Regions from separate parts of the Mus musculus genome. Here region 2 is linked to region 1. Evidence: chromatin loops called from intact Hi-C (ENCODE). Cell type or tissue: gastrocnemius. All regions are shown on one strand. Each heading gives the region's core, and the rest is flanking DNA. Links, peaks and the distances in the headings are about the cores only. Region 1 overlaps Clec2e (C-type lectin domain family 2, member e). Region 2 overlaps Clec12a (C-type lectin domain family 12, member a).

The links. A loop is a pair of places that touch in the nucleus more often than their neighbours do. Peaks named below come from ENCODE experiments on the same cell type or tissue, not always from the same donor. Only the 100,000 strongest peaks of a DNase experiment are listed, where the experiment ranks them.
Region 2: it touches region 1 in a loop (2.3-fold over the local background); 13 of 42 quality-filtered maps call a loop at or near these places.

The regions. Positions count from the first base shown.
Region 1 is chr6:129,084,361-129,100,055 of GRCm38, reverse strand. Clec2e (C-type lectin domain family 2, member e) reads left to right here. Exons shown (of 5, transcript NM_153506.4): 2 at 1,568-1,693; 3 at 4,856-5,040; 4 at 5,583-5,689; 5 at 6,506-8,240. The coding sequence ends at 6,650. Among named protein-coding and RNA genes, the nearest start is that of Clec2e, 8.7 kb to the left of the region's middle. In gastrocnemius, for the core only: a CTCF peak has its summit at 11,735 (motif pointing left); DNase peaks (open chromatin) are centred at 8,818 and 11,738; H3K27ac peaks cover 984 bases.
Region 2 is chr6:129,358,939-129,374,633 of GRCm38, reverse strand. It overlaps Clec12a (C-type lectin domain family 12, member a), which reads right to left. Exons shown (of 6, transcript NM_177686.4): 5 at 15,123-15,226; 6 at 9,331-10,740. The coding sequence ends at 10,572. Among named protein-coding and RNA genes, the nearest start is that of Clec12a, 17 kb to the right of the region's middle. In gastrocnemius, for the core only: a CTCF peak has its summit at 8,558 (motif pointing right); a DNase peak (open chromatin) is centred at 8,537.

The DNA.
Region 1 (15,695 bases), core at 4,032-12,031:
GAATGGTGTGAGCAGACATCCTTACCTTGTTCTGCGTCACTGGGGAAAAGCATTTATGCTGACTGTAGTTGCATTTTTGTTTTGGTGTATAATAGGTACCTGTCTTAGTTAGGGATCCTATTGTGGATCCATGACCAAAGTAATTTGGGAATTAGAGTGTTTATTGGGCTTACATAGCACTGTTCGTCACTGGAGGAATTCAAGCCAGGAATCCACACAGGGCAGGAACCTGGAGTCAGCAGCTGACACAGAGGCTGTTGAGGGGTACTGCTTACTAACTTGCTCCTAGCAGTTTGCTCCTAATTCTTCTTATAGAAGACAGGACAACCATCCCAGGAATGACATCACCCACAATGCACTGGGTTCTTCCACCACAATCACAAATTAAGAAAATATAGTACTGTCTTTCCTACAACCCGATCTTATGAAGGTGTTCTATTAATTCAGGTTCCCTACTCTCAAATGACTTTAGCTTGTGTCAAGTTCACATAAACCTATCCAGTACAAACCTTTTATCAAGTTAGGGAAGTTCCTTGAGTTCTTAATGTGCTCAGAGTTGTTATTTTGTATTTACCTTGAATTTTGAATATACTTTTGCTGATATTAATGAAATGGTTGTTGTTTTAATTTTCTTCTTCTGATAATATATTGAATTACATATCATTACGTAGTTCTTTAGAGTGAGCAAGTGAATTATCTAGTTAGTTACATTCACAGATAGAACAGGGTCTGATATAGTTCTCTCAACCTCTTACTCAATTTTTTTATTTTTATTTTATTTTTTTAATTTTTATTTTTTATTTTTTGGTTTGGTTTTTTTTTGTTTTTTGTTTTTTTTTTTTTTGAAACAGGGTTTCTCTGTATAGCCCTGGCTGTCCTGGAACTCACTCTGTAGACCAGGCTGGCCTCGAACTCAGAAATCTGCCTGTCTCTGCCTCCCAAGTGCTGGGATTAAAGGCATGTGCCACCACCGCAGGCTTTTTTTTAAAAAGATTTATTTATTTTATGTATGTCCATTACAGATGGTTGTAAGCCACCATGTGGGTGCTGGGAATTGAACTCACGACCTCTAGAAGAGCAGTCAGTGCTCTTAAATGCTGAGCCATCTCTCCAGCCCCCTTACTCAATATTTAACCAAGATTGGCCTTGAACTCCTGACTTTCTTGTATTAGTAGCCACATTCCTGAGCCATCACTCCTGACACATTGATTTTTTTTTTCTCTTTACTGTTATTATGGTTTCCTCAGCCCTAACCAGATCTATTCACATGGAACTGTACCTATAGATAACTTTGTTGGTGTTTCTTCTTCATCCTGATCTTCACTCTTTCTGTTTCTTGCTCTCTCATTGGCCCTTACTTCTATAACTTGATGATTCTATGACACAAAGTCTGTTTCCCTTTCCTCTAGTGTTCTGTCAGCCAAAGATATCATTTATGGACTGAAAACTTCTGTGAAGGGGTTTTCACTAGGGGAGTACAAGACAAATATGCACATGATTCTGGGATAAATTTATATTTTTCTATAAAAGGTTTGCAAAATTGACATTCTCAGATTTATATTTTCAGGTAAAAAACTCCAAGCAAAATGTCTCGGAATCATCTCCGCTGCATCTTGTGTTAAACTTTACTGCTGCTATGGAGTGATCATGGTCCTTACTGTAGCTGTAGTTGCTCTTTCTGTTACTTTGTCAGGTAAGTGACTTATTCTTCAAATTCTGTGACACTCTGTCCATATTCATTGTCAGTTATACTTACTGACCACTGTGACTCAGGCATTGTGGGAAGGGTGCCAGAGAAAACACACTGGAAGTTCCTGTTGTCTGGGAACTTAGGTTCCATCAGGAAGATGCAGTGAAAGAACACACAGGCCATGGTGTACACAGGAGTCTTGGCTCAGCATCCCTGGGAAGATGACGTTCAGCAAGCTCTAAAGAGAGATGCAGAGGGCATAGGTCCCCTTAGGGAACTGTTCAAGGCAGATAACAAGGAGATAAAATCTCAAAGTAGGAACCTCAAGGAGTAGGAACCCAAAGCTGCAGCTAAAGGGAAGTGAGAATAGTGAGTAGTCATATGGTTGGGAAAGGTACAGAACCCATGACCCATAGTTAGAAAATTCTAGAATATGATTCCTAAGGGATTAATTGTGGACTGTTTTGAATAATGTGGCAAACTCTTGTATACCTTTGCTGCCGTAGCTGGAGAAAATGTTTTATAATATTGTTTGATATCCTGGTTTTTGGAGACAGGGTTTCTCTGTGTATCCCTGGCTGCCCTGAAACACATTATTTACACCAAGCTGGCATTGAACTTGGAAATCAGCCTACCTCTGCCTCCCAAGTGCTGGGATTAAATATGTGCACCACCAATGCCTGAATCATTTATGTAATCAACTTTAGCTGCACCAATGACTAATATACAAGTCTAAACAGGTTAAACATTTGCCAACAAATCTTAGTGTAACCTAAACTATTATGTAACCCTAAAAAGAGTCATATAAAAGAAGTGATGTCATCCTCACTGCCTGTATATTTGTCCCTTTCACTAAAGCCTTGTAGTGCTGGATATGAGAACTGGAAACAACTATAACACAGCCCCAGTAAAAATATTTGGGGTATCATTCCCCCATTTAATATTTTGCTTCAAAGATCACTTGTTTCTTGAAATTCAGTAGACATTTGAAAGAACAACCGACCAATTCTGATGTTACCGGAAGGAAAAGGAGAAGGTAGAGAAGAAATATATCTGTTATTTTTCTAAGATGTCCTCTGAAACATTGCTGTAGTTGGAGCTTTTTACACACACACACACACACCACCACCACCACAACAACAACAACAACAGCAACAACATACAAACATGCTTACATAATTGCACACACATATACCACCAACAACAACAATAACAACAACAACAAGAACAACATACATACACATGCTAGCACAATTGCACACACACACACACACACACACACACACACACACACACACACATCACTTTATTATAATAGACTCACAGGTAAACAAACACATCACTCGGCCCCATCAACACAGCCACTCATACACTTGCTGGGTCTCCAAACCTTGGTATCTCACTAACTTCCACACACTTAGAATAGCCATTGTGAAGCCATGAAGCTTTGCTTATGGTTTAGACTTGTCAGTCACATTTTTATGCACTTGTCTTCCACACACAAAAAAAAGAAAAACTATGGAAGAGTTGAAACTAAAAAAATAATTCTGTTTTTAAACTTTGCACAACTTATAGCCCATTACTTGCATCCTGTCCTTCCTTGTCACTTTATATCACTCTTCTTTCTTCTCCTCTCCACATGGTATTCCATGAGCACCCACACAGCTGCTTACACTGTCTGCTATAGGCTGGGACTGGATGTGAAGGCTTACAATGGGCTTATTTTCTTGGACCTTGGATTACCTTCCTTAATATTATACTTTCTAGGTACCCCCCCTCCTACAAATTTCATTTACAGCTAAATAACATTCTTGTTTGTGCCTGTAACACATTTACATTATCCATCAGTTGGTGAGCATCTGGGTCAGTTCTGTTTCCTTGCAGATAGAGGAGCAATAAACACAGATGTGCAAGTATCTCTGTGGTAGGATGTGGAGTTCTCTTCATATATGCCCAGGAATATCATAGCTGGGCCACACAGCAGGTCTAGTTTTAAGTTTTCTGAGAACCCTCCATGTGGACTATATCTGCTTGTACTTCCACCAGTCGTAAATAAGTGTCCCCATTTCTTAATATGCTTCTGAACAGGCTGAGTTCTGCCTCTGAGTTTTCTGCCTCTGCCTCCGCCTCTGCCTCTGCCTCTGCCTCTGCCTCTGCCTCTGCCTCTGCCTCTGCCTCTGCCTCTGCCTCTGCCTCTGCCTCTGCCTCTGCCTCTGCCTCTGCCTCTGCCTCTCTGCCTCTGCCTCTGCCTCTGCCTCTGCCTCTGCCTCTGCCTCTGCCTCTGCCTCTGCCTCTGCCTCTGCCTCTGCCTCTACCTCTACCTCCTGATTACTGGGATTAAAGGTATATGCCACTACTGCCCAACGTGGTTGACAAACTTCTTGATGATAGCCAATCTGAGTTTCTATACCAAGAGCCAGTATATGTTTACACACACACATATATATACATATACATATATACATATATATATGCAAACATACATATATATACACACACACATATATATGGAAATATACATATAAATGTATATATGCAGATATATGTATATATACATATATAGAGAAAGAGGGAGTATGTGTGTGTGTGTGTGTCAGAATTATAGGAAGCTTATGATCAAAATGTTGGTATCAAAAATTATTTGACCCTGCCATGTTTTGCATGCTGGCATTTTTCTATACTAACATCCAGACAAGTAAGGAGTTTCTTTCTTTTGTTAGAGAAAAGGAGAATGTGAAGGAGAATTATGGGAAAGCACACTGTAGGATGCTAGGAATCAGGGACAGTCCTAAGGAGCTGATGGCCTAGAAAAGAGTTTCTCACAGGGTATGGTGTCTTGTTCCTAGCACTTAGGAAGAACAGCCAGGAGGATTACAATTACAATCTCCAGACAAGTTCAGCCCACATAGTGAGATCAAGGCCAGGCAGTGAGACATAGCTAGATTCTGTCTCAAAACACAAAGAAGAAAAGTGAAAATATTCCCTTAGATCCCCACTGGAAGGCTCTGTATTGGGGACCTTCATGCTAGGAGGGGCCCCCTAGTGTCAGTTAAGAAAACTACAGTCCAAGTACACACCTCACAACTGAAGTTTGGATGGCTAGACAAAGGGATCAGACTTGGAAATGTCTCTTTGTTACATTTTATATTACTGTCTCCATTTAAGTGAGAAAGAAAAAACCAGTCATGGAGAGCTGTGAACCTTGCTATGCTGTATGCTCAAGTGGCTGGATTGGATTTGGAAATAAATGCTTTTATTTTTCTGAAGACATGGGAAACTGGACATTCAGTCAGTCCTCCTGCATAGCACTAGATGCCCATCTAGCTCTATTTGACAGCTTGGAGGAACTGGTAAGAAAGGGGATCAGTAATGGGTTTGTTGTTTTGTTGAATATGTACTACTGCTTTGAGATTGAGAGCTTGGGGCTAAAGCATGAGGAAGAATCTCATTCAGGCAGATGGGGTATATGCAGAAGACAGTAGTTTGTGCCATTTCCTGGTGTTATTGCTTCTGGCTTGAGCCCTAAGCTATTGCAGAGATCTGTTATCATGTAGTGCGCATAGTAAGACCTTACAGGCCACACATACAATTTTCTGAGATACCTTGTGGTCATGTAAGCTCTTCTCCAAGCATTCACTTGTTGCATAATGAATTTGGCATCTATTAAAAATGGCAAGGACATTGTAAATCAAGGACCTACCAAGTCACATCAATGTATTTTGGGTTATGGGTGTAAAATGCTTATACTGAGAACTAAGGGTTATTATGGCTCCAAAGTTGATGAGCCTCAGTTATAAGATGCTGTCATCTTGAGAGGAGGCTCTAGGGTGGAGACTCAAGGGTCATGTTAAACTGAGAGACACATGTATTTCCTTTATCTGTGTTATGACAGAATTTTCTGAAGAGATACAAGGGGGCTTCTGACCACTGGATTGGACTACACAGAGAGTCTTCAGAACACCCTTGGATATGGACAGACAACACTGAGTATAACAACTTGTACGTTTTCAGAAAACTTACGCTTATACTGTGTTTATTTGCTGTGAAATGTGTGCATTGTATCTGTAAGAGATGCAAACACCACAACATCACAAACTCAGGTTTTTTTTTTTATATCATCCAATTCATTGGCCATCTTTCAACACATTTACTTAGAGTAATTTCACTCAAAAATCTATACCATAATAATGGCATCTGGGGGAGATATTGTCTGTTTTATATCACCAACTGAAAATTTTTCTTTACTGGTGTCAGAACTATATATCAGGGAGGGTGGAGGAGGAGTGTTAAAAAGCCCAGGAAGCCAGTGCAGAACTGCATGGGTAAGACTTGTTGGTCCTCTGTTCTCCCTGTACCTGTTTACTGAAGCTGATATTCCAGGGATATTGGTAACCTTTCTAATGCCTCCTCATCAAAAAGCCCAGAGACAGCTCTTGTGTGAGCATAGCTAGCCATTTTGAACAGAGCCATTTCAGTGGAGTGGTAAAATACAGATATAGTCACATCCATCATTAAGACCTCCAAGAAATTTATTAAGAAGTAGGGTTTCCCTCACTTTTATACATGTGTAAAATACATCAAGAACTGAAAATCACCCTCAGTGATGTCACCCTGAGCAGCAGTTTGTTTGAGCATAATAGCAAGCACCAGTTAATTCCTTTGTACACACATCCCAGGGTTCAACATAGATGAATGACAAAGATGTGATGTTCAAATCAACCCTGAGGATGTAAAAGATGCTAGGTTTAAAACTAGATCAGGTGTTTTAATGCAATGCTAGCCTGTGCAGTAATTATTATTTGTTCTTTGCTTTAGGGTTCTCACCCGAGGAGGAGGAGAATGTGCCTACTTGAGTAACAGGGGGATCTACAACAGCAGTGGGGATATACATAAAAAATGGATTTGTAACAAGCCCAACAACTACACCTTACAGCGCCCACTAATTGTAAATCCCGGATAGGGAATGTGCCAAAGCATGCGTGAGAAACTGATGCTCTGTGACCTGTTATCTACAGTTGCTCCTCTACTCATATCTACCAAAACTATTATCAAAATTCATCAGTAATCACACTGACAGCAAAGATGAAAACTTGCTTAAAGGATCATAGATATACTGCATAGAATTTGGATAGATGATTCTAAATCAAATAGGTGTTTGGGTATAAGTACTGATAGGTAAAACTAAAGTATAAACAAATCTGTATTAGTGAGGTACATTTTGTGATCAGGTATGAACTTTTTTCATTGGTCCTTGCTATGAATTCAGAGGCACTAAAAATGTGGGGTGACTGAACCCATGGAAGTTTATTCTGTAATCACAGGACAGATAATAATTGGCTTGTGGCCTCCAAACATTATAGACAGTATAGTCATCATTCTTTTAAAAAATTCAATGACCAATCTGAAAGCAGATAGAGACAGGATTAAAAGCAATGCTTTACACTAAGATTTAATAGCATTGTCAAATAATTTTACACTTTACTTCTCAGATTTTTTAAAAATTGAAACAGACTAAGAATATGTTACAAACAAATTTCATTTTCCAAATTTAACAGTTTTAAGAACTCCATACATGATTATGCCATTTGAATTTTATTCTTTAATAGGTTCTTTTCAGATGAGGAGATAGCTGATTACTGAAACCCCTTCAGATGCCTAATCTTGCAATCATTTACACATTGTTAAATTTTAAGGACAAAATATTTTAAATTTTTGGATCATGTGCTATACTGTACTGATGAGTCCCAAAAAGGACGAAATAACAGTTCACAAACAATTTCTCTGTTAACTTTCTTCTTACTTTGTATATGGATTAAACCTTCTCACGCATGCTAGGCAAACACCGTACTACTGAAATTTACCACTATCCCTTTTTCTAAATTTTGTTTAATAACAAAGTCACTCTGTAAACCCCAGAAGGCGATATTCCTGAGATAGCCTGAGACAACCTGTGGACTTGGCAACATAATGCTAAAAGCTTTGACAGACTTGTGCTAACAACTTAGTGTGAGAGACCAAAATGTGGGAAACCAGAACCTCAGCAACTCTCACCCTGAAGATCTGGCTGACCCTTTGATGGGAGTTATGTCATCCCTTCCTTCATGTCTCTACTTGGAGCCTGGGACTGTTTAGATAAAGCCAGCATCACCTCCTCCTTCATGTCTCCATTTGGTTCCTGGGACTGTTTAGATAGGGCCGGCACTCCGAGATAAGCTGCAAGATGTTTGAAGCCTGCAATCAGCATCCGCCCCAGATGTCTATCCCTTTATCTGTACTTTTATTATACCCTCCCGAACCCTCCCTATTTGTTTCTCATTGTGTGCTTATAACCAGGCTCCTAGACTCCATTAAACAGACCTTGACAACTCTTTGCTTGGTCTCGCTCCCTTTTCTCTGACCATTTCTCTTCCAGGCCTCAGTCCTCCTAGACCCATGGAATAACTAAGTCCTGCTGGACGGGACAACTTAGCAACAAAGCATCAAGAAGTCTGGCATGGCAGGCTTTCCCTTTATAAGCACAAACTCTTAGTAAACTTTGGGCATGATCAGAAATCTGTCTTGGTCTTGTTACTTCTCACCTTCCTCTCCTGTTAGAGACCATACTGTGAGAAAGCGAGCCCTTCACAATCTCCCACCCTGACAAGCCAAATGGTCTTGTGCCAGGAACCGGTCATCACTCCCTTCTCCCTGTTCCCTTCCTGGCACCTGAGGCTGTAAAAGCTGAATTATAGTCCCCTCTTCCTTATCTCTTTCTGACTCCCATGACTTCCAAGGACATGAGTTACAAGCTGAGCCTGGCCTGACACCCAAGGCTATTAAGGAGAATCTATGTTCCGAAGATAAGACTCAGAGTGCCCACCACTCTGACTTCAGCCCTCATGTCAGCAGATGCCCACTGCTTTGTTCTTTGTTAATTCCCCCTCAACCCTTCCCTATTCCCCTCGATGTGTGCTTTAAAAGCCGGCGTTTCAGCCTAATAAACTGAGACCTCCATAGGACCCTCTACTTGGTCTCCAGCTCCTTTTTCTCTTCCTCCCATTTTCTCCCAGATTTGCGGTCCCCCTCGCACCCACAAATAACTGAGTCCCTCGGGACGGGATACTCTCCCATACAGCTCCAACCTCCCACTCACAGGAACCCAGTTAGTGTGGCCACAGGTGGCTACAGATGGCGCCCGAACAGGTACGGGTGGGACCTGAGTATGAGTAGATCAACTGAGAGAACACTGTCTTGGTAGAGCTCTACAAGAAAGAATAGTAAGAAGATGTATCTGGCACAGTGAGCAACACTTTGTATTCATGCTAGCACTGGCTTTAAACTTCATCTTTTCAAAACTGGTGCTGTAGGTACAAAGAGATACAGGCTAGACTGAGTCAGCATTGGCCCAGTGTGCTGATATCAGCCAGGGGTTGACAGTGGAAAATGGGAGTGAAAAAGAAAATAGGCATTTGTCTGCTGTCAAGAACTATATCAGGCGAGAGAAGTAACTAAACCAAGACAGATTTCTGATCATGGACCAAAGTTTACTAAGAGTCTGTGCTTATAAAGGGAAAACCCATCCCCTACCACACCAGGCTTCTTGATGCTTTGTTGCTAAGTTGTTAGCACTAGTCTGTCAGAGCTGTTAGCATTGGGTTGCCAATTCCACAGGTTGTTAGCTATCTCAGGAATATCTCAGGAAGACAGGTTCAGCCTCTCAGTGGGTAGAGGCATCTTGGAGAAGAGCAGCTGCAGGTGACAGAACAACAATAAAGCCATCTAGGTCAGAAGGCTCCACCCCAGATGGTCTCATTCTCAGTGGCAGCAAGGTCTGAATTAGCCTGCTTCAAGGCTGGGAGAAGCTACATAACAGCACATAGTCTTGCTCTCTATTAAAGTATTAGTTCAGAGATAGGAATATGATTCTGATGGTAAAGGCACCGACTACTAAGACTGAGTTCAACACCCGGATCCACACGTTGGAAACATAAAACCATCCACAGCAAGTTGTCTCTGAACTTCAAGCTTTCACTGTACACATTTACATGCATACACACAGGCACACAGGCACACACACACACACACACACACATTGAAATGAAATTTAAAAAAATATAAAGTTCTTTTTTTGTAGTATACTGTGTTTATTTTGAATCTGTATTTTTATTATAGTCTTTTTGGTTCTTTGGTTTTTTGACATGTGATTTCTCTGTGTATTCTTGGCTATCTTGAGTCCTGCCTTCCTTTATAGACCAGGTTGGTTTTGAAGTCAGAGATCTACCTGCCTCTGTCTCCCTAGTTCTGAGATGCTAGATATGAACCACCACCACTGGGCTTACCCTGACCATTCTTAGATTAATACAAGCATATCTCATGCAGAAAAATACTTTTCTCAATGTTCTATTCCTATTGCACTTAGGTCTTTCTGATTTGCAGTCCATCTTATTTATAGCAAACGAATGAGAAAGATTTTGTGTGTGATCCACTTCTGCATTCTCAGAGAACAGCACAGTGTATCAAACACAGGAGTGTTTGAACCATATATGTAAGAAAGATACATTTTTGTGATAGTCAATGTAGAATTCCATGTTAGATTATATAGATTACCAGTTACCAAGAAAATACTTTCTTACAGAAATTCAGAGAAACTAATGACTTTATTTCATTTAACTGTGTGTAGTTGTTGTGTGACAGACTTTCCTGGGCATATACAACACACAAATCTTCTCACTTGAGAGAGGGAGCCCATGACAGACCAAATTACAGATAGGATCAAAGTCCAACATGGTAAACAGATAAGTGTTATTGGTGCTACTTATAGGAATTTAGATAGGAGTTTCCTCCTACAGGAGCAGAATTGATTCAAAGACATATGTATCATTTAAGCCCACCCCAGCATGGGAGCTCACAAAAACTGGAACTCTGGGACACAATGTATAGCCTGCAGTATGCTGGACAGTTCCTATCTTAGTTAACTTTTGTATTGCTGTGAAGAGACACAATGATGAAGACAACTTATAAAAGCTCCATTTACTGGAAATTTACTTAAATTTCAGATAATGAGTAAATGACCACCATGATGAGGAGCATGATAGAAAACAGGCAGGTATCCTATTGGAACAGTGGGTGACATATTGAGAGAACAACCACAAGACAGACAGAGCATGAACTGGGGATGCTGTGGGATTTTAGGAACCCAACCCCAGTGACATGACTCCAGCAATAAGACCACACCTCCTCCAACAAGGCCACACCTCCCACAACAAACTGTACAAACTGGCTTCTAAGACATATACCACGAAAATATAGATTACCCTATTTATAGTCCAATAACTTAGGAACTTTTGTAGCAGCTTGTTGGGAGCTATTACGACAACTCTATTGACTTGATCTCCAAATTGGATCTGTCCCCCCTAGAAGAAAAGGGGGTCAAAAGCGCGCTACTGACGCACCCTTCTGAGAACAACCACAGAATGTTCCAGCCCTAAGTCAGCGCCAGATGTCCTGACCACACCCTGATACCACCAAGTTTCTGCTTCCCCATGTAGCTGCCAAAAGAAAAATTTCCACTGCCCCACCCATCCTGCTGAGAAGTACTTCCTCCTTTGCTTGTGCATTTATGCTGCCCCATTCCTCCTGCTGAGAAGTACTTCCTCCTTTGCTTGTGCATTTCTGCTTCCCCATTCCTCCTGCTGAGACGTACTTCCCCTTTTGCTTGTGCATTTAAGCCTTGAGCCATGCTGAATACAGTGACACCTTGATGCTACTCAGACTGCTTCCGCCGTGTCGTTCCTGCACTTGGTGTCCGTCTCTCCCTCCCTCCATTTGGTTCTTAGGAGAAGGTCCCCTCAAGACCCTCAAATAACTGGACCTGCTGGACAAGTCAGCAGCTATCACAGAGCTTTGTAGTGTGTAAAATAGCTCAATGGACAACTATAATACTGGTAGGCTTATCTGTGAACATGTCTCACCATGCTCAGTACATGCTTACTATCTTAGTCTTTCAATAATTCATCATGGAGATAAAAGTGTTTTCACTTGCTGTTGTAGGTGACACTGCCGCCATCTACAGGTGACAGCTGTTCAAAAAATCTTCTCATATTCACTGGAATTCACAATTAGTTGAATGAAATGACATTTGAATTTTGCTGTTCTCATAGCTTGTGACAAACAGAACATGTACTTCTGTTATAAAGGAAAGTGGCAGTGAGCCCCTGGCACCCAGAGACTTCATGGTTAGTGTCTCCTGTGGCCTGTATTATTTAGATGAAGTTATTGGATAAATTCCAGGAGATAGGCAAAACCATATTATAAAAGTTTTATAGGCTTGGTATAGTGGTACACTTCTTTAACCTCAGTAAACAATTGGCAGAAGAATAAATATCTCTGTGAGTTTGAGGCTAGCCTGGTCTACAAAGCAAGTTCCAGAGCAGCTACATGGAGAGATCCTGTCTCAAAAAGAAAAAGGAGAACAGCAAATTAATCCCAGTTTTATGTTAGTGTAAAAGCAAAATCCCACTGAGCAGCTGGAGGGATGGCACAGCAGTTAAAAGAAAGCACTGACTGCTCTTGCAGAGGACTTGGGTTTGATTCCTAACACACCATGGTGGGCCATAACCTTCCCTAACTCAACTCAACTCCCAGGGGATCCAGTGCCCTGTTTTAACCTCTGCAGGCACCAGGTATGCACATGCTGTGTGTGTGTGTGTGTGAGTGCGTGCAAACACTAATATACAATAAAATAAATAAATAAAAATGTATATATAAAAGTTTTAAACAAGAGCAGCATTGATCTATTATTCAGTTTTGAAGGCCAGAGGTTCAAAAGAGATCTCATTGGACTAAAATTTACAATAGGACCATGTTCCTTTTGGATAGTTAAGGGCAAATTCTTCCTTGGCCTAACAGTCTCTAGAGGCCACCTGCTTTCCATGGCAAGGGTTCCTTCCTCCATCGTAAAAGCCAACAGTGTAGCATCTTTAAGTTTTTTCTCTACTGCCCTCTCTTCTCTATTGAAGCACCCTATGATTAAGTCAGGCTATCTAGTTGTTTAAGAAATACCTCTCCATTTCAATGTCTTTAAATCACATCTGAAAAGTTCTTTTTATGCAAGGTAGCCTGCATACAATATTAGGGTATTAGGGAACATTGCTCTTGTAACTATGTATGTATGAATTAAAGCAATGTGAGGCTTCAAGGGTCATGTTGAATGTGGTCTGCTTTTGCTCCAAACTTGTGGGTTTTACCTCATTAATACACTATCCTTTATGATCCACATTCATCTAGTCTCTCTACCATGTCAGATTGTCAAAGCAGACGGTCCAAGGGCAGTAAGACAGACGTAATCTGCGGGGATAATTTCATGACATTTTATTATTTTTGTATTTTTCAACACAGTTTTGTGAGAAACTATCCACATTAGTGTCAAGGACTTTTCTGTAATGGATGGACCCAAGGGCATTTCCATTACCCACGCCTTGAGCAACCTCAGTGAACTACTGGTTCTCTAAGCTGAACATGATGCACTTGTCTTTTTGTTGGGGCCGGCCTGCAGCTCTCATGTCCAGGTTTGAGCCTGGGAGGCAAACTGGAGCTGAAAGAAAAGAGGGAACCTAGGCGGGTCGAGAAATAATGGAACCAAGACATGCTAGTCTGCTTAAGGTTCAAATGTTTAATGGCAGACGCACTTTATAAAGGAGGCGGGGAGGCCCATTCCTGCCAATTTATCCTTGGAGCCCAGCTGCAGGTGACCACATGCAGGATAGGGTGTAGTCTCCGGAATAGCAAGGCAGACTCCCAGCAGGTAGCAGTGACTGTGGCTGAACAATAGAGTGATTTAGGGAGACAGGCTCCACCTTAGGTAATCTCCTTAGTGGCAGCAAAGCTGAGGTCTGGTTTAGCCAGCATCACGTTAGCAGGGAGGTTACAATTTCCTCCCTGTTATTAATATTTTTAAAAAAAGCTGGACTGAGGCATAAAATTTATTTATGCTCTATAGTTCTGCCTGATTACTTTGGGTCTAGAGAAGAAACCTGTCTCAGTGGGATTCCCTAACTTTTCTCATGGTAAACCCTTGTTTGGGTAAGACTGGCTACTGTCCTTAGTAAACACTTTGCAGACCAGCCCTGAGCTACTGGCTCCGATCTTTTGTAATGCTTAATTAGTTACTGAATAGGTAACTTCCTTTCTGAATTCCTACTGAATTCCAAGTTTGTCAGCTACAAGGTCTTTCTAGGACTTTGGAACACTGGTGAAGGCTTAGCTATGTCAGAATTCAATCATAAAAGGCACTTATAATAAGATAATACTAAAAGAGAGCACGTGGATCCATACACCAGACTAATTCAGGGATAGGGTAAGAATATACGGTTTATGAGAACGCCAAAGTTCCAGGAGGTGAGTTTCCATGAAACTCTTTGCCTCGTGAGTGCTCCCAGGCCTCTCGGCCTGCCAAGCAAACTTCACTGTAGTGTGCATAGCATTCTCTCTCTTTCTTATATTTCTGCTGAAGTTCCGGAATGTCCCGCCTCGTTGTAGCTACAGATCTCAGGAGTGTTCTAAAGATGAGTGGAAACAACAATTTACTAATAAAATAATGCCAATAATAATAGCAAGTAGGAATATATATTGAACCCAATCCAGGGGATTCAATGCACTTAGGTTATCTTTTAAATCTCTGGCCAATTCAACAATGTCCCAAGTGTCCAAGTGACTATTGCTAATATCTGAAATTTCTGACTTTCTAGCATTAATATATGCTATGTCCTGCCCTATTGTTAAGACTACTACTTCTAAGACATTAACCTTTGCCTCCAATTCTTTACATGGCTCTGTGGTATATTACTAATGAGCCACGGCCTCTTGGCATGTACCTCTGTCTAGATTGATATGACTCCAAAATCTGGGTGTCCGTCTTAGACTGTCTGGCCCTCATAGCAAACCTTACTTCCAGATCAGACCAAAAGCCACAATATGTACTTAGAATGCTTCTTGAATGAAGATTAATAACTTCCACCTGCGCTGTTGGAGTCGGGGATGCACGCCTGCTGCAGTCAGGCTGAAGGGCGCTGACTGACCTGCTTGGAAAACAAAGTTGAGACAGTGAAAGGCAACAGTACAAAAGCTTCTTTTGGGGAAGTCCAGGTACTCCATTCAATTGCAAATTAGCAACGACCAAGCTTAGACTTAGAGCTCCTGGTGTGGGGGTGTTGGCTTTGAGAATTGCAGAAAGTCTGCAATCTTTCTGGGAGAGGAGGCTGTGCTCCAATTTAAGTTTGTTAGGTAATTAAGAATATTTAGCTAACTTCCCTGGGATTCTCTAATACTGGAATTATTACTAGACCAGTCCAAGATTGAGTTAGAATAACTGGTCACGTGAGGGAAAGAGAATAATCACTATAACTCTTTTTATAGGACTAATCTTTCTAAGTCAGATTACACAGTCTCTGATGTTCTTTTTACCATAAGGTTAAAAAGCTTGAAGCAAGGCCGCTTCGCTTGTCCAAACTGGAAAAATGGCAAGCAAGGATGGGTCGAAAACATGTACCCAATTCAGCTTCCTTGTCACTACAGTCAGGGCACTGAGCAAACTCACCGGTCATCTTGTCACACGAATTAGCCATCATGCTTCTGCAGCATTCTGTGGAGAGAACCTATGCTTTTCCCTTTCCAAATAAGGTGGCTGTTCAGGATCAAGACATATGCCAATAAGTAGATCCTTTTAAGATACTATAAGGCATTTATTAAGTTCTTTGACATCCAAATTTCAAAATTCTAAAATAAAAGTATGATTTAAATAATGTGCACAGGAATACACTAAATAATATGCAAGGGAATATAATTCCCCCCTTCTTTGACTTTTAAGAAGCTAAAGTTTTAAGTTTCCACAAAACCTTGTCCTTGAGAATTAATAATTTGTTGAGAAAACATATCAAATACTTGACTGTTATAGTCAGTATTCATGTAACATGGGCAGAGATTAATTGCACTTTCAATTGTGATTTAGGGAGGCAGGCTCCACCCTAGG
Region 2 (15,695 bases), core at 5,143-13,142, 270 kb before region 1:
TATTTTATGTATTACTATATATTATATACAATATATATTATATGTACATATATAATATATTTTAAATTTAAAAGTATTTTTATATATATTATATACAGGGATAGATAGATAGATAGATAGATAGATAGATAGATAGATAGATAGATAGATAGATATAGATATCCAAGAAAATTCTAGAAGTAGAGAGTAAGGTTCAGAGTTAATATTTAATAAGACTTAACACTGAAATGTTAAGTACACATTAAAATACTTTCATTACTTTCAACACAGTGTCAGTGCACAGCATCTACCGCCCACACGTGGATCTAAACTGCAGCTCTACTCCTCCATTTCTCATCTGTAGGTTCTCTCACAGAGTGGAACTACTCATTAAACGTCAAAAGTCTGCACTTATCTCCCACAGCTTTCGGTATCTCTTTCTTCCCTTGGAAAAGCTGATTGCTCCTGCTTTCCCTCTATCTCTAACCAAAGAATCTGCTTTGTAGACCCTGATTGTCTTTGCTGGTTATTTTGCTCCCATAAAGGAGTTATTATAGTTTTTGCCTGGCATCTTGTATCTTCTCCTGCCTAGCTCATGGTCACTCTGACTTTTATGCCTGTTTGAAAAGAAACTTTGTTTAGTTTCCCAGAGGCTCTGGATTCTGATAAGGTCAGATCATCTGTCCCTTCCTCCCTGCATCTTGCTGTCACCACACTATCCTCACTAGCCTCTGCAGAGGAGATTCAGATGTATCTATTCCTGGAGACTGGCTGCCCTTTGTGTATCAGAGTGCACCATTATCCTTTACAGCATTCTGATAGCTGGCCTCTGAGGTGGGAATCCCTCCCAGGAATTTCTCTTTTCTCTGCCCCTGACAGATGATAGAAAGACAGATGTATGATAGATAGGTGAATGAGTGATGGATAGATCTTTGGGGACTATATCTCAGATCTACAGGATCAGATATGGTCCTTGGGGAGGTAGAACTGGAAAATTTTAAATGTGATAAGCTTTGTAATGTTTTATAGGATCTCACCCTGAATAAATGACCTCAGTACAAATTTCCTGAGCAGGCTGGTAGTACACATTACTTTTCTGTCGCTAGGATTAAAACTCCATGATCAAGGTAACTTGTAGAAGGAAGGGTCTGCTTGGGCTTGTGGCTCCAGAGTGATGTGGACAGCAACAGAAGGCATAGTGCCAGTGCAGAAAGCTGAGAGATTGTATCTTTATCTGAAAGTACCACAAGGCAGAATGAACTGGACTACAGTGAGGCTCTGTGCTTGCAAAGCCAACCCCCCACTGACATACTTTCTCCAGCAAGGTGACACCTCATAAACTTCCCCCAAGGAATGTCACTACCTCGGGGACAAATGTTCAAATGCTTGAGTTTATGGGGAACAGCCTCATCCTGATCTCAACACAGACAAAAATGCTGATGCCAGTGTCAGAGTAGATAGCTCTCTCTGCAGTAGTAGCAAAAATACTTCTTGTTCAGGGAACCCTGAGCAAGAGGAGGCAGAAGGAGTGTGGGAGCCAGATAGGGTGAAGGACACCAGAACACAGCCCTCTAAATCAGCTGAACAAAGCTCGTATGAACTCACAGAGACCGAAGCGGCCAACATGGGACTTGAGCTACGTGAGTCCGCACCGGGTCCTCTGCGGACACATTACAGTTTTCAGTTCAGTCTTTTTATGGAACTCCTGAGTGTGTGCACACTTGAGTGTGTCTTTGATTCTTGTGCATTCCCTTGGAGCTCTTTTCTTTGTGATAGTTTTTGTTTTCCCTAATTATTTTTATGCTGTTATGAAAAATAGAGCAAATAAAGTTTATGCTTATTAAGACTTTAAGGCAAAGACAGAAAGAATGACATGAAATTTGGCTGAGTAGTTAACTTGAATTATTGAAGTCAAGTAATAGATATAAAAAAAATACCATGAAGCCAATAATAAATAATACTGTTGTCTAAAAGAATATATAAATAATAGTAAGTTATATTGGTATTTTTTTAAAAAAAATAATTATTGTGTTAAAGGAGCAACCAGGATACCCAGGCCTGTTTGATAAGCACTATAAAATAACAATAGTCATTAAAACAGCCAACTATTTTTTGATGACCATTGATGCACAGACTGTTGTTCCCTGGCAACAGCAGATTGCTGACCTTTTTAACAGGAAGCCCAGGCACAAGCTACTTGGCCCAGACCCATCTTTCTGTAGCTTAACATATCAATCCCTTCTTCTCTCCTTGGATGTGGGGATCCTCCACGCTGCTGCTGCCAAAAGCATGCTTCTATCCTTGTGCCCTGATGTGTTGTTCTGCTCTGTGCAAGCCCAGATATACTTTTTCAGTTTCTTGGCATCTCTCACCTTTACCAGTTAGTTCTCATACACTGAGTTTTCCTAAAAATAATTGTACATCCAAGCAAGATCATGGAAGGTTATAAGAGAGACAGAAATAATGGTAACTTCGGGAAATCTGCCACTATAATAAAAAGAGCATGACACATAAAACAGTCACATAAAGCAATCACCCAGGATGGAGAACCTGGAGGAAATGTGCAAGTATATGGACAGTTTAGTTCCAGTAAGAGATTTTGTTCTCTTTTACGGAATGATAGGAAAACCAGGTCTCTATCTGCAGATGGTAAAGCTGAACTCTCTCTCTCTCTCTCTCTCTCTCTCTCTCTCTCTCTCTCTCTCTCTCTCTCTCTCTCTTCCTTAGGTCAAACTAACTACAAGTGAATTAAGCAAACAAATACAAGACTAAGGAACTAAAATTAATGAAATAAAACATAGCAGAAATGGCTCAGGACACTGTCTATGGCAAAGGATCTTTGAATCTATTTCCAAAAGCACAGCTAAGAAGGGCTAAATGGACAGGTGGAATGCTGTTGAGTTTTAAGACTGATTGTCAGGGGAAACGGCCCACTGAATGAAGAGAAAGCCTTTAGGATGGGGAAACCCACAAACCACTCATCTGTATGACCAAGAGTATACAAAGAACTCAAACAACTCAATAACAAAATAAAGCCAATAATTTGATTATAATAATCATCTCAGATGTAAATAGATGAAGAAAATGTGATATGAGGGTGAGGAATGAAGAGAATTCAAAGCTGTGTGGGAAGGGAAAAGAGAGTGAAGAAGTGGGCTATGAGAAGAGTTGTGGCAGGGGTGAATATGTTCAAATAGTGTTAGACAAAAAATTAATGAAAATATCATGTTTAAAAAAGAGAAGACTGGGATAGGAGGGTCACTAAGAGTTTGAGACCAGCCTAGCCTGGGCTATATAGAAAATCTAAAGCAATTCTTAGCAACATAGTGAAGCCCTATCTTACAACTAATAAATGAATAAATGAGAAAATATATACACAGAATGAAATATTATTCAACCATAAAAATGAATGGAATTTTGACATTTGTAATGAGTGAAACATGAGTATTATGTTAACATGAATGAAACCAGAGTATCATGTTAAATGAAATTTGTTATGTTAAATTAATCAGGTATAGATGTCACAAGTGCCATGTGTTCTCATTTACATGTGAAAGCTAAAACATCATCTGATATAAGTAGAGAGAAGAGAACTGATTTCCAGAGCCTGGGATGGCAGTAGAAGAATAGAGATGAACTTAGGTACTTAGTGCAGTTTAGTGGAAAACATAACTGCTAATACTCAATAGCACATGACATAACTATGGTTGGCAACGAATTCTATAATTAAAACATCTAGTAGAGCCGGGTGTGGTGGTGCACTCCTTTAATCCCAGCACTCGGGAGGCAGAGGCAGGTGGATTTCTGAGTTTGAGGCCAGCCTGGTCTACAAAGTGAGTTCCAGGAGAGCCGGGTCTACACAGAGAAAGCCTGTCTTGAAAAACCGAAAACAAAACAAAACAAAACAAAAATCTAGTAGAGATTTTGGATGTTCTTAACATAAATCAGTGATAGATATGAAGTGATGAATGTGACAACTGTTTGTCAGGTCATTAAACAGAAATGTCACACTGTCCCCCACAGATGTGTGCAGCCCCGCAGCCTTTGAGTCAACAGCAAAAAGTATCTATATGTTCATATGCATATATATGTTTATATATACATGTACATGTAAATAATACCATACATTTATATAGTATATAAATAAATCTATAAAAATAGTAAATAAAACACTATATATAATATATACTTAATACATATATATCATATATATGTATATATACATATATGATTTTAAAGATCCTCTTTTCCCCAGCATTTTGTGTGTGTGAGTGTGTAAGAAACAAATGAGATATACAAAGGAGGTGTCGAGTGAATACCAATTAAATATAAATATAGCTGTTATTTCTAGGACCATTCCCTGTGGGTCCTTGAACGATAGAACCCCTCAGTCCTTCTAGTCTGTGCCCCGACCCACAGAGTGCTCTGAGTGGTTCTCACCACTGATGCTTTTCTTGCAAGGAGATGTTCAACACTGTACTTGTTTTGTTTTGTTTTGTTTTGTTCTGTTTGGTTAGGTTTGGTTTGTTTTCTTTGTCACCTGGGCACAAGTCTGTGTCGTCTGGGAAGGAAACCTTAGCTGAGAAAATGCCTTCGTAAGATTGGCCTGTATAGGAAAGTCTGTGAGGTGTTTTCTTGTGTGCGGTTGATGTGGAAGAGCCCATCTCACCGGGGAGGTGCTGCTCCTGCTCTTGGGTTGTATTAAAAACAAGCTGAGCAAGCCTGGGAATGAAATCAAGTTAGCTGCACTCTCCATGGCTCTGCTTCAGCTCTTACTTTCAAGTTCCTGTTTTGGGTTTTGTAATCTATAAGGGAAATAAACCATGACCTTTTGGTCATAGCATCTAATTTATTCCAGAAATAGGGAGCAAATTGGGACAAATCTTTTCTTCTCTATCTCCCGCTTATTCTAGGAAAATCATCAGAGTGTGGACAAAGACATTCTTCATGCAGCCATGCACCAGGTATCCAGGATGAGGGAGCAGGGGCTAAGGGGTCAGCGGCAGGTGGAGGGCAGCCCAGGGAATTCCCAGATCTGGGGCTGCTGTATGTGGGTTATTTTTATTTTTCCTGTGTCCCCTGTGAGATGTTGCCCAGAAATGAGGCAGACAAAGATAGCATCCATGCCTGTTCATGTTTCTCATTCTTTATCAGTTGGAATTGAAAGCTCTGCAGAAACAAAACAAACTCGGGAGGAACTGATTTAAAAAAGGCCATTATTTCCAATTAAGCAACTGTGTTTCTGAGAACATTACCCCCATGAGTAAACTCCTGTGGGAATCCTCTACCTCTTAGGTTTGATGTAATATTTCTGTCTGCTTATTTATTTCTAAAAATGGGGGCTGGGGGGTAGGGAGAGAGATAATGTGTGTGTGTGTGTGTGCGTGTGTGTGTGTGTGTGTGTGTGTGTGTGTGTAAGAGAGAGAGAGAGAGAGAGAGAGAGAGAGAGAGAGAGAGAGAGAGAGAGGAGAGAATTTCTTCAGAAAATCGAAAATCACTCTGTGCCTCTTCATCTTGTCTTTGTCTCCTGCTCTTAGGCATGTCTTTGCTGTGATGATTTGATAGTAACTTGTCTTCAGGAAAAGCTTTATTTTAGGCTTAAAAAACAAACAAACAAATAAGCAAAAAACCCACGAGGACCATGAGTTCAAGCCAATGAATGGGAACAAACACAAGACTGAGCCTCACCTGAATTATATGGCAAAATCCTGTCTGAAAACAAATAACAGGTTTTACTAGGATATATCATTGTATCATACAAGAAAAAAGTCTGATACAACGTAAAAGTCTTTTTAATTAATTTATTTATTATTATTTATTTATTTATTTATTTATTATTTATTTATTTATTATTTATTTATTTATTTACATCCCAAATGTTGCCCTCGACCTGGTCTCTCCTCCCAGAGTTCCTTACCCCATCCTCTTTGCCTCTGAAAGGGTGCTTTCCCCATCCCAACCCCACCACCTTATATTCAAGCCAGACAAGGCAGTCCTTTGCTACATATGTGCGACAGGCCTCAGAGAACATCCCAGCCCGAGTATACTCTCTGGTTGGTGGCTTAGTCTCTGGGAACTTCCAGAGGTCCGAGTTAGTTGACACGGTTGGTCTTCCTGTGGGGTTGCCATCCCTTTTAGCTCCTTCAGTCCTTCCCCTAACTCTTTCATGAATCCCAAGTTGGGCCAGCCAGTCACTGGATGGCCTTTCCTTCAATCTCTGCTGTTTTTGTCCCCTCATTTCTTTCAGACAGGAATAATTCTGGGTGAAAAATTTGGAAGGTGGGGTGGTGTCCCTATCTCTCCACTGGGGTCCCTGTCTAACTACTGGAGAAGGTCTCTTCATGTTCCATCTTCCCACTGTTGGATACTTCAACTAAGGTCACTCCCAATCAGTCCTGGGAGTCTCTCACATCCCAAGTCTCTGGGACATTCTAATCCTTCCCCCAATCCCTGGCAGCCACATATTTCCATTCATTTTCTTGGCACTCTGGGCTTCTCTCCTACGATGCCCACCCACCTTACCCTGCCCCATTTTCCCCTCCATTCCCCTCCCCTTTCTCACCCAGGTCCCTCCCTCCCTGTGAAGGTTTTTAAGAACACAGCCAGCCTCACTGTGGTATGAACTGGGTTCTTAAGACAAAAACAATGGTGGACAGCAGAAATGAAATCAGATCACCCTGGAAATAAACAGCTTGTTTCTCATTTCTGCCAGAAAGGAGTTTTAGAAGACAGCTAATCCTACCTAGCCAGGCTCATTGGATGTGGTGCTCTCTGGAGATGGAGAAACAGAGCACTGCCTGTCCACTGTGGGGAGGGTATCATCTAAAATTAGTAGATGGTAAATGTTAGAAAGAACTCTCCATAATGAGCAGCAACTTCTTTCTTTCACAGATAGAGAATTTACTTCATTGTTCTCTTAAGCAGTGGGGCTTTTAGTTTTTCTACCAACACTCAGTTCCTTTCTCTTCCTCTGCTCAACTTTTTCTTTCATTGATGCATCCAGTATATTTTCCATCAGTAGTAGACTCTGTGAAGTTCCATTTTTTTTCCTTCAATGCATAATTTGCATTTCAGAAAATTCCAGGATGACAGGCCCTCTAACATATTCCCAACTGCTTTTCCACTCATAAGATATTCAGTTAAAGGTCATTAGGAATGTCGCTCTTCATCATGATATATGTTATTAAACAAGCTTTGGGTCTGATCTTATTTTATTTGGGATTTTGCTCCGAGATCAACTGATTGTTGAGCATCAGCTACAACACTTAGGTCGCTTCCCTTGCTTTCAGCGAGGTTTGGATGAGGCAGCATCAGGGTTTTAATTTAGTAAATTAAATATTTCTATCAGTTTATTAAATCCTCATACATAAGGTTCTGCCATTAAAGCTTCATTAATGAGATCAAAGACAGGTATGGAAAAATGACTAAAGATTAAGAGAGCTTCCTGTAGAATATCGAGGACCACAAAGAGATTCCAGCACGCAATTATCAAGGCAGGCCTCCTGCACAAGTGTGCTGAAAATGCGTGGAGCTCAGATGTCTTCTTCTGCTCTCCTCATGAACAATACACAAAATTTAAAGAAAGATAAATGAAGGGAGTTTTGATATTTCACTTTGTAATTCTCTATCTCCATATTTAATATTCTGAGAGTCTTTGGGATTTTCTCTTATTAAATCCTGATCCTGCCTCAGAAATGCCCATAGCCTTTAAATAGACATGGTGTCCATTGGATTGTATTCATTTGAAACTTTTACTTTTCTACGATTTATGTTGTTCAAAGACCACAAAGCATATTGAGACTTTTATTTGAGTGGAAGGTCATTTAAATAGTGAAGTTCTACACTTTTCTTTTTAGTTTGCTTTTGGGTTTTTTTTTGTTGTTGTTGTTTTTGGTTTGTTTGTTTGTTTGCTTGTTTTTTGGTTGGTTTTTTTTTTTTTTTTTTTTTTTGACACAGGCTGATCTCAGGCTGGACTTGAAGTCACTGGGCTGAAGATCACCTTGAACTCTGACCTTCATGCCTCCACTTCCATAATTCTGGGACCACAGGCTGTCCTAGTTTATTCTCTGTTGCTGTGATAAACACGGTGACCAAACACTATGGCCTGGGAAAGAGATGCTGCTGTGCTTAAAATATGTTTTCTCTTTGCATACCCAAAGGTAGTTTCATTTAAAGAAGTAAGTCAAATCCATACAACTGATTAATTATGACCCAAAAGTGTGTGGGTTGTAAATCTCTCCAGAGTTACTAAATTCAACAAGAAAGACCGTGTAGATGTCTGTGAAACCAACTGGGGTGTAATAGTAAATCATTGTGTAGCTGAGGCTGGCCCAGAACCCAGCTGTTCCCCTGCACTCAGCCTCCTCCTGAGTTCTAAGATTACAGTTGTGCACTACCCCGCTTGGTTGAGTATCTTTCAATGCCTTCCACAGTAAATAGGATTGGATGGACACGGTGCAGGGGCGCTGCCGGTGGAGACCAGGTCTATTTCCATCAGAGTTAGACCTGTGGTGGTTTTATTTCAACTAAAGGCTCCCTTTATTAAGACGCCAGGGGAAAGTTCTTCTGTGCCACCACTAGAGGGCAGTATGCTTCCAGGGAAAAAACTGGTTCCTCTTAGCCTCTTGAAGCTTTTCTTGGTCAGTATTCTGTGTGTCCGGAGTCTATTTCACTACAGATCTTCTACCAAACTATTTATTACTACCATAATTGTGCAGCAGCTAGCACTAACAATTGTTTTAGCGAACAAATTCAAAAGTCTAGATTTGAAAGTGTTAAGATTCAGTTTCAATGCATTAACACTATACACAGTGACAAATGTTTATACATTATTTTCACCTGGAACCAAGTGTCAATAGTCTCATAGATTTCAGCAAAGAGCATCTTATCTAGTAGTATAAGGGAATAATTCTCTTCTGAATTCTTTGGAAACTCAGAACATTCTGCGGATCATGATGTTGAAGGTCATTAAGAAAAGATGAAAGATTGAGGGAGCCTGTGGAAGAAAGCTATGAACTTACCATGACCTGTGGATGGTACAGAGTACACAATGTTTTTTCCATATGTTTGCGGTCTGGACCAAATTGCAGGAACTGGTAAGTGGATGCACTTGGAAGGAAGGACATGAAGGCAACACCATGGATGGTGTGTCCAAATCATTTCTGTGGGAAAGGCAAAGGCCTAGGAAGAATATTCTTGTCTCTTTTCACATGACCAAAGATGATAAGACATAACACCAAGTATATTCTTTTGCTGTGATTGTAAAACCTACTCAACACCAGGTACTTCCAAGAAGACTGACCTCTAACCTTCAGGTCCCCCTCACAAATTGGAGACGAAAAGCCACCTTGTGTCTTGATTGCTTTAATAATACAAATGAGAAGTGCTTTGATCGCTCTACTCCTGAACCCAAATGTGTGGCATCCCCTGGTGTCCCCACATGGATCTCTGGTATTTTCTTCAGTCCACTTGGCCTCACTAACCAGGGTGGGTTAGCAATAGATACTCCCATCTATTGTCCTCCCAGCTTTGGTCTAATTCTGATCTTTGCCCAGCTTCATTTTTTAACATCCATTGGTGTTCTGCTCTTCGTATTAATAATGACGAATGAAGTGATTTAATAACGTTCATTCTTATCTTATTCTAAAACTAGGAATATGTTTTCTCTTGCTAGAACTATGATGTTAATTCAAACTTCAGAGTTTTGTTCATTTGCTTGCTGTTTATTTCATGTCAAAGCTTGATTGTATTTGGGAAATCTACTCCTAGTTTATTAAGCTTTATTACGACAGGGTATAAAGTACTCATCAAATGCTTCGCTATGTCAATTGCAAAGTTTATTTTCCCTCACATCTTTTTAAAGTATTTATACATCTTTAATACAAATTGTTCTTATCGTACTATGCTTTCTATATTTTTCCAGACTTTATTTTCTTTGAGGTTGAAATTTGCCTGGTTTATCTTTGGGGAAAAAAAAAAGAGAAGAAATAGGCTGCATGGTCTTGTGTTCAGCGCATTGTATGCTGAAAATACATGGTGAAAAGCTATGACTTAGTATCGTGGCAGTCAGCAAATGAGACAAAGAAATCTAGACATAAACACTACAGAGAGGCAGGACTGTAGTTGTACTGCTGCTACTGTGTTTGTGTGAGAGGAGACGCACACTGCCTACAGTTCTTCTGAGTGACAGATGTCTTAGCAACCTTTCAATTGCTGTGACAAAAACACCTTGACCAAGGTTACTTATAAAAAGAAGCATTTAATTTGGCTCCTGGTTTGGGAGGGTTAGAGTCCATGACCATTGTGGTGAGGAGGATAGCAGCATGCAGGCAGACAAGGTCCTAAGCAGTAGCTGTGAGCTCACAGCTCAATCCACAAGCACAAGATAGAGAACTAACTGGGAATGGCATGGGCTTTTGAAAACGCAAAGCCCACTCTCAATGACACAACCTCCTCTAACAAGGTCACACCTTCTGGTGTCTCTGAAACAGTTCCACCAGCAGAGGACCAAGTATTCAAATGAGCCCTTGGGGGCCATTCTCATTCAAACCATCACAGCAGGAGAGCAGCTAGGGACAAGCAACTCAGAGTAGCTACCTGCTATCCTCTGGGAGGCCATTCAACACACTTTCCAACTGCACCTTGCTGGCTGTCTCTTCACATATGATATTGTTCTCATCAGTGCAGTATGTATAATAAACATTGACCCTGTCTATATATCCGCAGTACTTCTTATCTATGTCATCTGTGCTTCTTTCAGACCTATAAGAGAAAAAATAAGTACACTTGGAAAGTTGTATTTTGATTATACCCACAGAAGAGAATTTTCAAAATAACATTGGTTGTGTGATCTACTGTCTAAGTTAAATTTCAGTTGATGATGGGTAAGAATATGTGATGGGAAAAACTATTTTTTTGATTTCCCACCTCTGGAATATTTTCTGTCATTTGATTCCAGACGTAGCCTCTCTTCCTGTGGCTGATAGGAATTAGAATAATGTCATAAACCCAGTTTAGAAAACTTCAACTCTCTGGATGGTCCTTCCTTCTGTCTCAGCTCTGAACTTTGTCTCTGTAACTCCTTCCATGGGTATTTTGTTCCCCATTCTAAGAAGGGGCAAAGTTTCCACACTTTGGTCTTCCTTCTTCTTGAGTTGCATGTGTTTTGCAAATTGGGTATTCTAAGTTTCTGGGCAAATATCCACTTACCAATGAGTGAACTAAAAAGAGAAGTGGACACATGCCACCATCCCTGACTCAGAAGCTATCTCCAATTGATGATCACTTGCAAATGAAAATTACAGTTTTTTCCTAAGGAAGTCTCACTGGGGAATCTATTCTTTGAAGGGTAGGCTGCATGCCCATCAGTAGATGATCAACAGAAGTGAACTTAATGGCATCTTTAAAAGTTTCTTTCCTCATAAAAGTCATACCTTAGCTTTTCTTTTCTTTCTCTGTGTGTTTATCTTTTTCGTTTTTATTTTATTTACATTTTAAATGTTTCTCTCTAACCTAAGTCGTGTGTGTGTGTGTGTGTGTGTGCATGTGTGTGAAAAAAAAAAGAAGAAGAAGAAAGAAAACCTCAAGTCTGCACTGTCTCTCATGTGATAGTTCCCAATAGCAATATCTCAGGCAGCCCTACTAACTAGTAGCCTGAAATATGGGGTAAGTGATGATAAATGCATATCTATAAGTTGAACATATTGTCGTTCTGATAAACATGACATTGACTCTTAGACTGATAAAAGTCATCAAATAAGTTCATCAGTTCATATGAGGAGCAGAAGAAGCCTGGAGTGTGGGAAGGTTTGAGTGGGTATGTTGTTGCCATGAGCTGGCCATGTTAAGGACCACTGCCTCAGACCCTCAGACAAAGCCTTCCTCTGGTCTGTGTGCTGATGTTGATGACATATGCAGAAAATTTTCACCATGACATCCTCCCCCTGGATATTTGTGGCCTGAAGATCACTCCCCTTCAGAGGCTGCTCCTACTGAAACTGCCTCCTTGTTTAGCTGCATACAATAATCCCTGGCTCCTTGTTTATCTACCTGAAACACCCCACCACCTCATCCAACAGTATATAATAAACAGAGTGAATTTCTGAGGGGCCTCAGCTTTTCCATCTGACAGCCTAGACTTTCTATCTATCTAGGTGCTTATCTTTTCTTCCTTCTCTTGCAATCCTAGTCAGGTCTACCCCTAAGACTGTGCAAGAGTGTACCAAGCTAAATTTTCAAAAATGAGATTTCCAGGGAGCTGGAGAAATGGCTCTATGGTTAAGATGGAAATTCCAGAGGATCTGAGTTTAGCTCCTAGTTTATATTAGGTGGCTCACAATCACTTATAAATCCAGCTCTAGGCTATACAATGCTTCTGGCCTCCATAGATACCTAAAATCATGTGTGAATACTCATATAAAGAAACATACACACAGACACATAATTAGAATTAAAGTAAATGTTGAAAAAAATGAGATTTTTCCATTATGTCAAAGTAAACATCACCCTCTTCCAGAAAAAACCAAATAACACTAATAATAACAACAAAATTATATACACACAGAGCACTATACAACATACCATTCACACATACACACACAAAAAAACACACACCATACCATATATATGTGTGTGTGTGTGTGTGTATATATATATATATACACAAAACCCACACATCACAGGCATATCACACACACAAAATACCACATACCACACATATCAATCACATACACACACATAACACCACACATCACATGCATCACACATACACCCCCTCCCACACACACGCAAAACAAACCACCCCACACATACACATAAACACACACACATGCAACCCCACACACACACACCCATGTGTCACATGAATGACGATCTTACACTTATTATTTAAGGATTGTTTGACAATGTCAAACATCTACTGCTCTTAATGCCTTATCTTCTCTTTTGTTGTGATTTCTAATGTATGTTTATTCTTCTTTATAAAGATTAAGACTCCCCTAGTCTTCCCTCCTAATTCACATCTTGATGCTGGCTGTACTGCTTCCCTGCAAATGGGACCTTTGAGACTTCCATCCATCTCTCCTCGATGTGGAATTATCCCCATTCCTGTCATTGCATTGCCTTTCTGACCCACACTCCTACACTTATTTCTAGCTGAGTGGAAGAACAACATGAAACAGAAGCTAGTGTTTGTGGCATGACCTACAGTGGTGAGCATGCAGAAGTCACTGTGCTTAGCCTCCGCATGGTAGAATTTCAGCAGGGTGGCCTTGGATGACTTCCTATTTGATGCATCCTGATCTAACAGAACTAACAAGCTTGAAATGCAACATGATAGTAGTGTTCTTGCCTAGCCAATATAAGATCTAGGGAGATGACTCAGTGGTTAAAGTGCACACTGCTCTTGCACAGAAGTCAAGTTTAGTTCCTAGCTCACAGCCCATAACTACCTACAAGTCCTGTGCAAGGTCTCAGACACCCTGTTACAGCTTCTGTGAGCACTGACTCTTCTGCACCTCATGACAAAAGTGGGGCCTGAATCAATATCTGGCAGACTGAGAATTTCTTTTTCCAGTCTCATATTGGGTTTCCCAAATTTCAAAGAAAATAAATATAGTGGGATTTTATCTGCAAATAAAACCGTCATTTATTCTCATTTAAAAAGCTTAACAGAGCTGGCAAGATGGCTCAGTGGGTAAGGGCACTGACTGCTCTTTTGAAGGTCCTGAGTTCAAATCCCAGCAACCACATGGTGGCTCACAACCACCCGTAATGAGATCTGACGCTCTCTTTTGGTGTGTCTGAAGTCAGCTACAGTGTACTTATGTATAATAATAAATAAATCTTTGGGCAGGAGCGAGCAGGGACTGAGTGAGTGGAGTTGACGGAAGTGAGCAGAGGTCCTAAAAATTCAATTCCCAACAACAACATGAAGGCTCACAACCATCTGTACAGCTACAGTGTACTCACATACATAAAATAAATAAATAACTAAAGAAAGAAATCTTTAAAAAAGAAAGCTGAACAAATACAATGTGCAATTCCAGTTGTAGCAGTATATTTATAAATACCTTCTTAAATATGCTTATAAAATCATATATAGCCATGGGTGCAGCCTATGTGTACTAAGTTCATATAATTCTTGATGCTATAATGTCTGTCCATTGAGTCTTCGATCACTAGACTCAACAGTCTCCACTTCAGGACTGTGGAGATGGTTCAATCAGCCAAGTCCTTCCCTAGCAAGCACAGGACTTGAGTTCAATCCCCAGAACCCATGAATAAAATCTGATCTTGGTAACACACACTGATAATCCTAGTGTTAGGAAGACACAGACACGCAGATCACCGGCGCTCCCTGAAACCTACACTGTTGGAGAGTTCCAGGCAAGTGACAGATTCTGCCTCAAGAAAGAGAGAGTAGAGAACATCTAAAAAATAACACCAGAATTTGTCCTCTGATTTCCACCAGAAGCACTAGAGATAGATAGATAGATAGATAGATAGATAGATAGATAGATGATAGATGATAGATGATAGATAGATAGATAGATAGATAGATAGATAGATAGATATAGATAGATGATAGATAGATATAGATAGATGATAGATAGATAGATAGATAGATAGATAGATAGATAGATCATAACATACGCATACCCACATACCACATGTGCATCACATATAAGTGCACCATTCATACATGTACTACACACACACAAACATACATGCATGCACTCTCAACACAAACTTATACATATAGCTCAAAGATGACTAATTTAAAGTTGTCAATCTTTTATTCACTTTTGAATTCCAGAATATCGTGCAATATTAAGTACTTAAAGGTATCTAGTGAATGGTTTTTGCTCCACTCTTCTTAACCGTAAGCAGTAATTAAAAAAAAAAAAAAAAGTTCCTGTAATTTGGTTACTGTAGGTTGTTGGAGATTTGCCAAAATAATGGCAGGGTTTGTGTGGCAACTCTCTACATAATCAAATGTAGGTTTCCCAGAAGTCTGATGGGGCAGTTGCCTTTAAAAAAGTGGTGTCTACTGAAGCTGCTGTTAATGGCAATCTACCAAGCTCCTGAAGAAATTGTCTCCATTCAAGATTAACCATAAAAATTCAACAAGACCAAAGACTTACTCTTCAGAGAGGAACATCTTCTCACTTAGTGGATATTGTGTGCGATCTTTTCTGGGCAACAATGCAAGCCAAAAATAGCGTAGCTTCTTGTACTTTATAAATTCCTACAGAAACAGAAATAGCCTTTTTAACAAGTTGTCTCTTACATCTGTACACTATATGAGAGCTTTGGAGTAGCATTACCACTTTTCAATGTCATTTAGAAGGGTTGCCCTGTCCAGCCTTGATGTGAGACTATGTGCCTGGATTTATAGATTATAGCTTCTTATTCTGTATTTGGTTAGTGACTCTGAGAGTCCTGCTCTTCTCTGAGGGGAGGTGGAGATGAGGTGGCTCTGGGGGAAAGGGGAGATGTAGAGGGAGAGACTGGGGAGAGGAAAGGGAGGGGAAGCTGCACTCAGGATGATATATATATATATATATATATATATATATATATATATATATATATATACAGGATGATATATGATATATATACATATATATACATATATTCAAAATAAAAGGGATAGATAAATAGATAATAGATATGATATATAGATCATGGTTGATTGATAGATGATAGATAGATAG